Regions from separate parts of the Homo sapiens genome. Here region 2 is linked to region 1. The links are chromatin contacts, found by Hi-C or POLR2A ChIA-PET in ENCODE. All regions are on one chromosome and are shown on one strand. The core of a region is the stretch at or near the end of the contact, and the rest is flanking DNA. Distances in the headings are between cores, read along the strand shown. Region 1 holds the start of LRRN3 (leucine rich repeat neuronal 3). Region 2 overlaps IMMP2L (inner mitochondrial membrane peptidase subunit 2).

Region 1 (7,111 bases), core at 1,753-4,252:
AGCACACAGGCGAATAAAGCCCAGGATTTGATGAAATAGCAATAAACAAGTTAAAAATCCCAACCACTAAGTCAGTGAATATCTACTGTACCCAATATTTTCTTATTTGATGATGAAGGCAAAACTCTTTCAGTATAATTTAAGGGTTGTAATTATTCATTTACATTTTAAAACCATTTCAATACATTTCCATTAAAACTCAGTATTCATCTAGGAAACCCTGTAGACATTTCCTACAATGTAGGTAACATGTACAACCATGTAATACTGTGGTTTACAATGTGAAATTTCTCTGAAGCTTTAGTGCCTTCTAAAGGAAGAAACTTAAAAAAAAATGAAGGGAGAGAAGGAGGGAGAGTAAGAAGAAGGAAGAAAAGAAGGAGAAGAAGGAAAAGAAGAATTAGCAGAGACCTGTCAATCATCCAGTAGATGATAGGGTAATATGGTGGAAAAAACCTGGAATACCTGAGGGGCTCTATCCTGGCTTTAATGTGCCAACTGTGTGCTAAGATTCCATGGTTCTCATTTGATGATCACTCACAATTGTATTAATTCAAAAACCCTAAAATCCTTACTGTATTACAATGTAACGTCTTCATATGGTACTTCATTATATAGATGTGATACCAAAATAATTTTTTCATGTATCTTTGGAGAGAGCCACATTTCATATTTACAGTTAAGGACTGAACGCCCTGATAAGTGAAAAAACACCCAAAACACACACTGATTCCATAAAGCTGCTGATGCTCTTGGAACAAGATAGAAATTCCAGTCAAAGAACAGAATCGCCATCCTTTTCATCCAAAGCCAGAGTCATTTTCTCTTTCACATTAAAATCTCATTTCTAGTGCTCCATGATATTAAATTTATAAAAATGAGTATAAAATATTTTAAATTTATCATGTACCTACATTAAAAGGACAATTGCAGGAAGAGCACTCTGATCTCCCACTTTCAAAAGAGTGATCATTTAGTTAAAACAACTTCCTATGAAATAATGTAAGATAACATATAAATGGCTACCTTTAACAATTCTAACTGAATCAAAACTGAAAAGATTTTTTCTTGATTTCTGAAACAGACTGAAATTTAAGATATTAGGTATGACTGCAGTTTCATTTAAAAACCAAGAGAGGAGTTTAATCATGTATCTGACTATCACAACTTACCTTCATTATGGGAGTGCATTATAATTGGTTTGATTACTGGACTTGTCAATTATACAGTCAATACCAATCAATGAAAATTAATCACTTAAGATACCATGGCATAAATAAAAATTCTCTTTTTACAAATAATTATCACAATTTTAAGATTATTCTTCCATATGTGGAAATAAATCCTGCAGATACTGAAATAATTTGGAATATTAAAGAAACTAAGATTTGCTAGATTAAAATTAAGGGGTAAGAAGGATGATTATTACTATTATTAAAAGTACATTAAATTATATGTAAATATACTCTAACACAACATCCCAACACTCAACCATGATCCCTAACATACAGAACTGACTCAGTGCTTTCTGAGTAAATACTAGAGTATCCAGTAAATAATAAAACCTTACAATAATATTCTGAAATAAGTATTAGGTTAAATGAGATGCTACTTTTATCTTGAACTTATTTTGATTCATTTGAATAAATTCTTATAGAAAAAAACATTTGGGAACTGTTTCTAGAAAACTACAGAGTGAAAATATTCAGTATTTAAAGACAAGCCTACTGTTTAAAATTTTTCCTGGTATTATTATTATTATAATAACTGCAAACTATTGTTCTATGTCATGTCAATAAGCACTTAAGGAGCAATTAGATGTGAAGGTTTTGTTTTTTTTTTCCTAAGTAAATCTAATAAGTGCCATTTCTCTTTACTCCACTAGAGGGTAGTCTCTCAAAACTGGGGTTGGAGTCATGACTAGCCTGCTTTTGACCTGTTGATATATTAATCCTCATGTTCCATTCTCCTCAACAAGATGTTTCTCTAGTATACTAATTAAGGTTGTAAAACATGCATTTTTAAAACTGCTTTTTGATTTTTCATGTATGTTCTTTCAGAAATATGCACTGCTATGTGTTTCTGTGTTTTCCAAATTTCTGGTAATTAATAAAAATGTTTTACATGTATGGCTTATATAGTATATTTTCCTGGGAAATATCCTTTCAGAGTTAATAGGCCTAAGAATAAAGATAGTCTTTTAAATAATTTAACTTATTACAATCGAAATATTTCCCCAGAGTGGTAAAAAATACATCCTAAATACACACACACACTCACAGATACACAAACACACCTACACATGTACCCATTCATATGTAGCTCCTAGATTTATTACATCATATAAAGAGAAGTCAGTGAGTATAATTAGAAATACATATTTTTAAAAAGTACCCCCTCAAATGCCAATGTTGTGAATTACAGAGAGGCAAATATATGCTTTATTTTAAAAATCTGGTCAATCCAGACAAGAAATGTCATTGCTAAAAAAAAAAAAAAAAAAGTGTTATTGAACACCAAGCACATATGCTAAATTAAGTAGGATCTATAGAGAACCAAATGCCACTCAAAACAGTTGCAAGCTTCTCTTCTTAAATAATGCAGTCATTGCTGAACTTCAGAGACGGAGTTGGAGGTTTGAGTCTCTACCAGGTGTTTTTAATATTTAGGAAATCCTTATCAGTAGTGTGTCCTCTCTATTTGCAGACTGAAAACATATTTCTCTGAATGACTGATAACCTAAAATTGAGAAAACTTGTCAAAAATTCCCAACATTCCCTCAGAAAGGAAAAAAAAGAAGGAAAATGATACCTAGGAAAACATGCAAGCCTGTTTCATTTATTTGTATCCTAAGCAGCAGTGTCATAGAACAGACAGTTTGTTTCAGCCAACCAGACTGGAGCAGCTGCGAGTGCTACATCTTGGCTGTCTGAAGCGATTGGCTCCTCTCTGGGGAGTGGAGGGTGTTCAGTTATTAATGACCGCTGAGCAGGCAGCACCATGTCAGTGTGACAACTGATCGGGTGAACGATGCACCACTAACCACCATGGAAACAAGGAAAAATAAAGCCAGCTCACAGGATCTCTCTTCACTGGATTGAGAGCCTCAGCCTGCCGACTGAGAAAAAGAGTTCCAGGAAAAAGAAGGAATCCCGGCTGCAGCCTCCTGCCTTCCTTTATATTTTAAAATAGAGAGATAAGATTGCGTGCATGTGTGCATATCTATAGTATATATTTTGTACACTTTGTTACACAGACACACAAATGCACCTATTTATACCGGGCAAGAACACAACCATGTGATTATCTCAACCAAGGAACTGAGGAATCCAGCACGCAAGGACATCGGAGGTGGGCTAGCACTGAAACTGCTTTTCAAGGTAAGTTTAAAATACACATATATTTTAAAATACGTTCTATTTCTTGTCTCTTCGATGATCATGTTTTTACACCTAAATCCTCCTTTGATGTCTTCTTCTTGTCTGAATTCTAAGAGCATTTTTCTTTTATTGCACTTTTGAGAAGAAATTCACATGCAAAACCCAGCTGGCTCTGTGTGTGCCTAGCTGTGTTTGTGAGATTCTCCAACATGCATTTTACTAGCTTGAATGCCCATTAGAGGATGTGAGTGGGAGAGAAAAAGCAGTGTTGGGGGGAGGAGAAAAAGGAGGGAGACAGAAGAGAAGGGAACAGTGGGGGAGAAGAGAGGAGGAGAGGGAGAGAGAAGGAGATGGGGAAGAGAGAAGACAGAGAGGAGACAGAGAGGAGAGGAGAGTCACGGGTGATGGGGTGCAATTTTCCTTTTTCTTCACATTATTTGTAGTGAAAAGCAGATCACACATTATTCTCTGTTTTGAAATCAACCCACCAAATGGGGCATTTTTATTTTGTCTCATCCAGTGGATGCAAATTAAGGCAAATGCTGTTGTATGTTAAGAGCTAAACCACTAAGCAGAGTAGCAGAATGAGCATATCACAAACAGTTATTGAATTTCTGCCAGGCTACATCTTACGGACTGGGGTAAATGACTTCCCTTTAATAACATCCCCTCGCTGGTCTGAAGGGACAGTGCAAATGTCTGATTGCTAATGCAGCTGGAACTGCCACACACTAGGTGAAAGGATCCCATGAACCAGAAGAGTTCTAATCTTTGGTAATTAACAGGATCACAGCAGGATGGCTTTAAAGTACATTTCCTATTTAAGAAAATTGTTTGTTCTAACCAACTGCTATATTCCCTTTGCTGTTGTTGAGCTGGATGGCTTAATTCGGCTCTAATTTATTCATTTTTAACAATATGTCCTTGTTTCTCTGCCTCTAATTTCAGTGAAAGCAGGCTATGAATATGAGTAGAACCGTCCTAATTTAGTGAAAAGGGGATAATGTGAAAACAAAAATAGAAGTAAAGGTTCAAAATATCTACCTAGAAAATAGTGTGCTCTGGTACCATAAATATTACTGATATATTTCTCATCTTTAGTTTCAGAAGCAATGCCTTTGAGACAGAATTACTCTCAGTAAACTCTATGAGCATCCATGTATTGATGATTCATGGAATTCAGTGTGGGTTAATTTTTACTTCCAATCTTGTAAAGGGAAGCCAGCTACTTAGAATATGCTTTCAAACAGACAACACCAATTGAGGATATTCATGGAAACATTCACTGCCCTCTTTACTGGGTCCTGGAAAGACAGTAAAAGAAACCTAGCATTTGTATTTCATCTTCTGGAGCTCTCTCCTGCCTTCTTTTAGTTCAACTAACCACACAGTTAACAGAGTCAGCTTCTTTGAAACTGTGGGTTATTTTTTTCCACAACTGTGATTTCAGAGCTATTATTGGTTTCCTAGTTTGTAATATAAGCCAAAGCAAAAAGACAATAACCAGCCACTTAGATCCTGCCACTTTCCCATAAATGTGTCAAAAAAATGAGTCAGTTTACAACATGTAATATAAGAAGTCAATTAATTCCAGTGACCTTTGTAAATGATGACAATAAAGCAGCTCTGACAATATGCCAGTGGCTTCGATTTTCTCTCTGTAAGATGAACAAGTTTAAGAAGAGGGTTCCTGCTCAGAGAAAAATGAAAGGTGCTGAAGCATCAGCTTGCAATATTGGCAGCTTTGCTCGCTCTGCCTCAAATGCCACATGCAATCTATAAAAAAAACCAAAATGATTTATTACAAAAAGGAAAAAGTGTTTTATTTGCTTTTCTGCTATTTATTAAAAGTGCTGCTTTTGAAACAGACCAGATCTGATATTTTGAGGTACCTCCTAAGTTCCTAACCAAGAGGAAAAGACTTGAAGTAGATACTCAACCCTCTGATTTCAAACTCCTATATAATGTAGCATTGCAGTATTTAATTCAGTTTTTCTTAGACCTTTTCCAGGGAAAGTTTGCATGCCAGACACACATTCTTAAATCTAACCCGCCTTATTTTAAAATTGCAATAGATGACACCTAAGAACAGTGGATTCACTCTTTAACCTTAGTAAAGCTCACATACATATTTTGTGGATTACAGAGATCAGTAATGTGCCCACTTCAGTCTGAGAAATACCAACACTCCAGGCCCCCGGTGTTGCCACTCAGTGTGTGCCAGTGAGTTTGGTGATTTGATCAGCACCTACGAATGCCAGATGATGGACATTTGTGTATGACTGGAAGATTTACCCATAGTCTCCCCAAATCATGTAACTATACCAGAAATAGCACCTTCCTGGCAAGACAATTCAAAGGACCATTTTTTTCAGGGTGTCGCTTGTCACAGGCAACATGCTGAGTTAGAATGCTGATGAGTAGGTGGAATTTTTTATTTGGAGGTGGTGGTTGTTGTTGTTAATGGCTTAATAAACGGTGCTACCAGCCTTCCAGGCCAGCAATTTAGTGACCTACAAAAAAGGTGATCAACTTATGATGCACTAACTATATTTCACTGTTTCTTTGTTCTTTCCTTTTTTGTAACATCTTTTGCTTTCGCCATGTGATGGGTTTGATGTTTCACTCCTCCCCCCGAATCTGAATTTTTTTGGGGTGTAACATTCCTGTGTAACATGGCACTATGGTATTTATTACAATCTAAGTTGATCAGAAAGCTCTATAACCGGAGTTTCGTTTTAAAAAAACACTTATGTAAGTTAAATGTTATTACTTAATTAGCAGCCCCTGAAAATGGGCAGAGGTGAGGTATCTGTTGGTGAATCTGAAGGAGATCATTAAAAGAAAGCTAATAGTAGACTAAAAAATGAGTTCCTACTTCTAGCCTCAGTAAGGATGCTCCTCTAAAATGATTTAAAATAATGTGGCTCCAGCCAGTCTGAAGAAACACTAGACATGTGTACAGCACACTAAAATGTTCCATGTAGACCTGGTTCTGAGAGTTTAGCTACTTATGTATCACTCTTTGGTACATGAAACTAAATAAAGCAGGTAAACTCTAGGCAAAACATCAGTACATCTTGTCAGTGCTGTCAAAGATAAAGCTCTCTGATATTGGCTATGCAATGAGTACTTAGGAAAGCTTCACTGTATAACAACTGAACATAGCTCCTGCACAGAGCTCAGGGAATTCCTCTCCTCTCCTTCTGATAAAGTGATGTATTGTTAGACATCTACGAAGTCACTAGTAAAACATGATAACAATTATTTCTTTAGCCACAATGTGAAAGGAAAGGAAGTCAAATTCTAATATAAAGACAGTAGCTGGTGCCAGAGGATGGGAAAAAGGAACAGGGATAAATCGGAACGTTTTTCTAACTTGTTGAAAGGAATGGAAGGTCTCAATAGATGCTATTTAGAGGTCATTAAATACAGGATTAACAAGGAAGACTTAATGTCCATCTCAAATCTTTCTGAAGAAGTACAGTACCTACAGGGCCATTTACTATATTTGCATAATTGTCAAGTTTGTATACACCTGCTTGCTATTATGTTAATTCATCTTTAGGCCATAATAAGGGAAGAATTTTCTATGGTGCCATTAATAAAAACACATGACACAGCTTCAGGAGACGGGGAATAAAGAGGGGAGACATGCTTTCATAGAATAAAATTTTTGAACTGAAAGAGACATTAGTAGCTAGTCTAATATGTTCATTTGATAGGTGAAA
Region 2 (7,111 bases), core at 2,714-5,213, 140 kb after region 1:
ATGCCTCTGAAACTTTGTCAAAAATGCATAAATATTCTATAGTTATTTGCAGAAGAACTACATTTAAATATAGCATATCCTATGGCTATCCATCTTCTTGGAGTTAACAAAGGGTCCCCACCATCTTAGGTGAAAGGTATTTTACAATGTTATAAAAAAAAATTAATGGATATATGTAAAAACAAAGGTAAAATAATTTATACCTTTCAAAAATGACCAAGAAGTAACAGTTAAACATGGTGCAAAGAGGTAATTCAATAAACACTAGCAATGCGTGTGTGTGTGTGTGTGTGTGTGTGTGTGTGTGTGTGTGTATCAGCCCGAAACCTCAGAATTGCTAGTTTTTTTAACCACTTACTATTAATGTCATACTCAACCCGGATTTTACATACCAACAATTTACCAACACACTAACAGTTTACAAAACATCCAGTTCTACGCGGTTGCCTTTATTACAAAGTAACTTCTTTCCACACTGATGACAGATATAATCAAATAGAAACACAAATTAATTCTTAATATTTTTATAATACTTTTTTAAAACTACTGATTTAATAACCCTCAATTTCCCTTTGAAAGGAAATACCGAGAGTATTTAATGTATCCTGACCATGAAACAGAAACTTAGGATAGTAAGTGATACGTATGTATCCATTGATACAATCTGTATCATGATACATGATAAAAGTATGTGAAATGATTTTATCAGTTTCAGGTATGCAAATCACAATCAGGTGATCAAGGTAATTGCTTTTCCTTAGGGTTGAAATTATCCCTGGTTTCTGATAGGAAAAGTACTGTGGAATGTGCTAAAGTGGTTCCAAAGGTTGCCACACCAACTCACCCTACTCACATTCCCACCGTCTCCTTCCATCTTTCTAGGGTTGATTGTGTGGTTTAAGTGATTGTGTGGTTTAAGTGCTTAACTTACCATTGGGAGAAACCTCAACAATGGATAAAATTAGATTTAGTGAAGAATTTCCAGGACATTTGACTAAAAGAGAAAAGGAATTATCGTATATATTAAAATAATTCATATCATTAGTACACACCACACTTTTCCATTTCAGAGGCAAATGTTTGATAAAGTTCAATTAGAATCATTTTTTCACTTAGTTGGAAAATGATTCTAAACTCTGCCCAAATATGTGGGAATGTTACATTGGAGAAATGCTCAGAAAAAAGCCCAAGTGTAAAGAACGGAAGATTATGTAAGCTTTGGTAAAAATCTCTGTGTTACATTTTCTCAGCTCTTAAATGTAATTCCAAAAAAGACCCTGGACAGTGTGGTATGGGCTAGCATATGGTTTATTTTCAGCTTTATGGAACAACAGGGATTTGCAAGCTTTGATAAATTCCCAACTATAACCACAGAAGATCTCTTCGGATTTCACCAAATAGAAAACAAACAATAATGAGTTGCTGGGGTGACAGGGTCTTTATTTGTTATGATGGCATAGAAAAAGAAATGCGTGCCTAGGGCATTTGTTTTAATCATGAAAATGGGGAAGTTAGTGCTCAGCATTCTTCATTGCTGGGTCATTCTTACAGCCAATTTAATTAATGTGAAGAACAGCTTCTTGTCTTGTAAATAATTCATTTCTTCACTTCACAAGTATTTACTGAGGTCTGATACCAATTCAAACACTAGCAAGGTCTTCCATACTTTAGATCACACAGGAATTTGAGGAATAAAGAGATTCAAAAGGGAAGAAATGCAGAAAGAAGTGCAACAAGATGAAATACTTAGTTTACTCCTAATTTTAAGACAGTTACTATGTTCATAAAAGTGTTTTATGTGTAATTTCAAAAAAACTTTAAATAATCAAATCCCATAGTTTATCCTGAAAGAAAATAAACATGGGAAAATGTCAGCTTTGTCTGATAGAAAACTTTAGGCTTAGGTGGTGGTATACATTTATTTATTCATTCCACCAAATATTTTTCCACCAAATATTTATTGACTACCATACAGGTGGCAGGCTCAGTGCCAAGCTATGCAGATTTTAAACTGAAAGCTGCTCTCATGGAGCTTTCAGTTTACTGAGAGTGTATGAGAGCAAGAAACAGTAATCAAACACTAATGAGTGTGCAATTACAAACTGAGATATGATCTAAAGAAAGGAAGCACAGATATGGGAATATTTGTAACAAAGGTACATGTCTTAGGCTTAGGGTTACTGAGGAAGGTGGATGATGAAAAACTTCTTTGAAGAAGAAATGCTGGAATTGATAACTAATGAATGGGTGCAAATTAATGGGAAGGGAGTGACATCTGACAAAGGCAACAAAATGTACAGAAGCCCTATGATGTAGGTAAATAAGTAGTGGCTGTGTGTGTGTGTGTGTGTGTGTGTGTGTGTACATATAAACAAAAAGAAAGCTTTTATAATACTGAAACCAATAAATTTTCAGATGTCCTATCAGCAATCAGATTACTTAATCTATCTGCCTTTGCAAGTACTTAACAACTGACAAGAAAGTGAAACATGGATCTGTCTCCATTTCTCAAATGCAGGAGGTAAATTATTATGATATTTTACACCATCATCTATTTGCTGCTACTACAATTAATGCATTAGTGCTTAACAAACTTAATACTTTTTATGAAATGAAAATCATAATATCAAAACCCCATCTTGCACAACTGTAGCCTTCACTCTTAACAGCCACAGGTCTTCTTTGATTTTCCCAAAAAGGCAAGCTCTATCCCCACTAAAGGTATTTACCTAGACTTTCTCCCAAATCTTAACAAGAAAAAATAATTCCTAATCACGCACCGGATCTCAGCTTAATGTTACTTCTCCAATGAGGTCCTCCCTGCTTGCTCATTCTAAAGTAGGTTGCTGCCTGGTTTTTTTTCCCCTCTCATACCAGTTGTCAACTTAGTGTGTTTATTTGTTTACTCTGTCTTTCACAATGTAAATCCCATGAGATAAAATATTCATGACTATTTTATCTACCAAGAGCAACACATATGTTAGGGGCTTAGTAAATATTTTTTGACTGAAAGTGAATGAATAAATGATGACTGAGTACTGAAGTAACATAAAGTCAGAGAACTATGAATAAATATGTATTATAATCTTCATAAAAAACTCTATAAGTGTAGGCAATTCGAATATAACTGAAACACTCTTCTGAGATTTTCTCAGGGAATATCATATGATACAACTGTCAAGTATAATAATTTTTTTCTATAAAAATCACCGCCAAATTTCAGTGCACTATCTAGGAAGTCAATCTGAATCTTAAGACAATTCAAACTGGAAAACAGGAAAGGAGTTCTCAAGTATAAAAGCCCTATTAAACAAAATTACTTTCATACATAGAGACTTAGTATCACTCATAATTTAAAAGAAATGTTTAATAAATGTGTACTAGATTAATAAATATTTAGTATTTCTGTATTTTCTCCACAATTTTAAGTGTAGAAAAGTCACATGAATTTACATATGATTCTTCAACACAATTATTGTTTTTATGAACTTTAAAGAAAAGTCAGGATATAGAATTTTTCCCAAAAAATTTATAATATTCTCCCAGAAGCAGCTTAGACTCATGTATAGAATGAAGAATATTCAATTAGGAGAATAAAGAATTCACAAACACCAATAAAAATAGCCCACAAATCACACAGACATTAATAATTAGTTCACTATATTGATTCATTTTGGAGGGTTTTTTTTTTTTTTTTAAGAAAAACATTTAGGTATGTGTGAACTCAGGAGTCATAACCTGCAATGAACCCAACTCTGTAACACAACACAGATACCACAGATGGACTGCAAAGGCCAGTCCTGAGGTTAGCTAGATCTGACATGGAAATTTTCAATTTTCTGAACCAATAAATTCTTTTGTTAACTTCTTTTTTGTTAGCCCAAGTTACATTAGATTTTTGACCCCTGAAATCAAAAGAGAATTAACCAATAACAAATACTAAGAACTCTTCACTCTTCACACTCTGAGTCATCACTTCCTTCTCCATTCCATCGCATAGGATGTTTTCAGAATGACAGTATTAAAATGAAAATGTGATTAGATCATTCACTCTACAGTTTCTCCTTGTTTACAAGATAAATATTAACCCTATAGCTTATCTCTGCTACCTTTACCTCCCCACCTACCATTCTAATTCATACACACTGTAAGCCAACAATTCTGAACATTTACCCATTCTCTGTGTCTGCAATCCCCTTCTCAGAGTCAGCTCCTCTGGAAAGGAGTTACCTTCCTCCTCAGGCAGCATTAATACTGGTACGATGTACTCCCAATGCATCTTGCTTCGATCTCACTGTATTGCAATTTCTGCTTTGCCAGGCTACCACCTACCCCTACTAGACTATAAACTGCTTCAGGTCAGAATTCCTCCATATTCCCAGTGAAAACACTGAACCTAACTCATCTTAGATGCTCAATAAATGTCTGCTAGATGAATGTACACTTTATCCAATGAACGTAGATTACATTCAATGCATGCACATAAGTTAGCCACTTTTTAAAATGAGTAATCCCTTTACAGCATGATTAATAAATACAATCTCTAAAATAATAGTTTATTAGTAAAAATGGCCTTATATAATTGATGGTTAAATACTTTTTGTATATAAATAAATGTGATCTCATTTTTAAAATGTCACATTTCACTCCCTGAAATAAAGACCTCAAATTGCTTTTTGTAATAATGTAAGGTTCAAAATACTCTCTAACATTTAAAAGGAAATCAGAATTTGAGGAAATAGTCATATAAAATCAGTGGTAATTGACAAACTGACTATATAATAATTTCACTGAGATGATTTCTGGTATTAAATGAATGAAAAAGATAATCGTAACACAGAAAGGTTATTCAAAAACTTGACTAAGAAAAAAAGTCACCAATAATTATTTTATTCAGGGAGTAAATGTTATTAATTGCCAAAATACGAATTTTAAATTTGAGAAGTACAGATTTGTAAGTATATATTTGTTTGAATAGTATCAGATTGGCCTTTTATTGGCTTATTGGTATTTAGTGCCAGCACTTACAATGTGAACTCAGCAACAGAAGATAATTCTTATGAAATCAACATTCAACTTACATGAAATAACTTAAAAACTTACCAACAATAGTCTAATGATTATATACCTTTACCAAACAATGTCTAATGAAAGTCCAAATGTAAAAATTTAAAAATTAAAATTATAGAATATAATTTTTACACATCAATTGTTTTGTAGCACCATCTCGCAAAGTAAATATCATGTTTATTCTGTAGCTAAAATTTCTCCCCACAAGCAGAAATTGTTTGGAATATACAAAAAGACAACCCATTAACAAGTAACTTTAAGTAATGTAGTTGGATGGTCATTATAATACAAATGGTGCTATAAATTTCCCTTTAAGTATTGTTTTAGCTACATCCCACAAATCTTGATGTGTTTTCATTTTCATTCAGTTCAGTTCAGTATTTCCTTAATTCTTCTTTTATTTCTTTCTTAACCTATGGGTTATTTAGAGGAGAGTCATTTAATTGACAAATATGTGGAGATTTTCTACAAGTCTTTCTGTTATAGATACCTAATTTAATTTCATTAAACTCAGATAATATTCTTTGTATGATACAGATGCCAGTTACACCAGATTCATAGGGTTGTTCAGGTCTTCTATGTCTGTATCTATTTCTGTCTACTCTGTCCATCAATTACTAAGAAGGAATATTTAAATCTCCAACAAAAACTGGATTTGTGTCTTGCTCCTTGAAGTTCTTTCAGATTTTGCTTCAAGTATTTTGATGCTGTTATTAGGTACATAAATGCTGGGTTTTATGCCTTCTTAATGAACTAACCCTTCTATCATTATGAGATAATCTCTTTTTTCCCTGGATATATACAATCATGATTGGATTTGAATCTACCCTTTTGCTACTTGTTTTCTACTGCTTTTATCTGCCCTCAGCCTCTTTTCTCTCTTTTTCTGCCTCCCTTGGATTAACTGCATATTTTATATTATTCCACTTTATCTGCTTTCTTGACTTATTAGCTATAATTCTTTTAACTGTTGTTTTAGTGGTTGGTTCACAGTTTATACCTTTAATTTATCATGAACTGTCTTCAGGTAATATTATACCACATCATATATAGTATAAGAAATTTACATCAGTATTCTTACATTTCCCCCTCTCCCAGCCTTTGCACTACTACTATTATAATTTTACTTCTATATATGTCACGAAGTCCACAATATATTTTTATTATTTTTTACTTAAACAGTCAAATAACTTTAAAAGAGTCTGTAAGGGGAGAAAATTACCATTTTCAGTGTTCTTTATTCCTTTATATAGTCCAGGTTTCTAACTGATAACATTTTTCTTCTGTCTGAAGAACTTTTTTTAGCATATCTTTCAGTACAGGTCTGCCAGTGACTAATTTTTTCATCTTTACTTCATCTAAACAAGTTTTTATTTCATCTTTATTTTTGAAAGATATTTTCACTAGGTATAAAATTCCACATTGATGGCCTTGGACAGTGGCTCACGCCTGTAATACCAGCACTTTGGGAGGCTGAGGCAGGCAGATCACCTGAGGTCAGGAGTTCAAGGCCAGCCTGACCAACATGGAGAAACCCAGTCTCTACTAAAAATACTAAATTAGCCGAGCGTGGTGGTGGGCACCTGTAATCCCCGCTACTCGGGAGGCTGAGACAGGAGAATCGCTTGAACTTGGGAAGTGGAGGTCGCGGTGAGCTGAGATCATGCCATTGCATTCCAGCCTGGGTAACAAGAGCGAAACTCCGTCTAAAAAAAAAAAAAAATTCCACATTGATAATTTCTCTCTTTCTATAGTTTAAAAATGTTATTCTACTGCCTCTGTGTTGCACTGTTTCCAAAGCAAAGACTCTTAACCATCTTTGTTACTCTGTACCTGATACGTCTCTTTTTTTTGGCCTTCTTTTAAGATTTTCTCATTATCACTGGTATTAGTTTGATTATAATATGCCTCTGTATCATCTTCTTGTGCTTGGGGTTTTTTTAGTTTCTTCTGAGTTTATAGTTTTTATCAATTTTCTTTCCCACCATTTTTTCAAATATTTCAGTCTAAAACTCTCCCACTTTCCTCCTCTTCAGCAACT

Evidence for each region. A loop is a pair of places that touch in the nucleus more often than their neighbours do. ChIA-PET counts read pairs that join two places held with the same protein, here RNA polymerase II (POLR2A). Pooled maps may share reads with other maps.
Region 2: a pooled map shows a loop between it and region 1 (2.9-fold over the local background). The contact joins the enhancer-like site here to the promoter of LRRN3 in region 1. A Hi-C loop is called at or near these places in 1 of 168 maps with a recorded cell type or tissue (Calu3), 11 of 37 single-sample maps with no recorded cell type and 8 of 50 pooled maps. POLR2A ChIA-PET finds 5 or more read pairs at or near these places in 1 of 52 experiments (AG04449).

Annotation. Positions count from the first base shown.
Region 1 is chr7:111,088,125-111,095,235 of GRCh38, forward strand. It overlaps LRRN3 (leucine rich repeat neuronal 3), which reads left to right and starts at 3,003. Exons shown (of 3, transcript NM_001099658.2): 1 at 3,003-3,380. All of the region lies in intron 3 of IMMP2L (inner mitochondrial membrane peptidase subunit 2), which reads right to left.
Region 2 is chr7:111,228,693-111,235,803 of GRCh38, forward strand. The region is part of intron 3 of IMMP2L (inner mitochondrial membrane peptidase subunit 2); the gene reads right to left. It overlaps LOC124901725 (a long non-coding RNA gene), which reads right to left. Exons shown (of 2, transcript XR_007060477.1): 1 at 1-7,111. Among named protein-coding and RNA genes, the nearest start is that of LRRN3, 140 kb to the left of the region's middle. Within about 2 kb of position 3,964, at least 2 of the 41 ENCODE cell types and tissues checked have a DNase peak (open chromatin) inside an H3K27ac peak, as active enhancers do.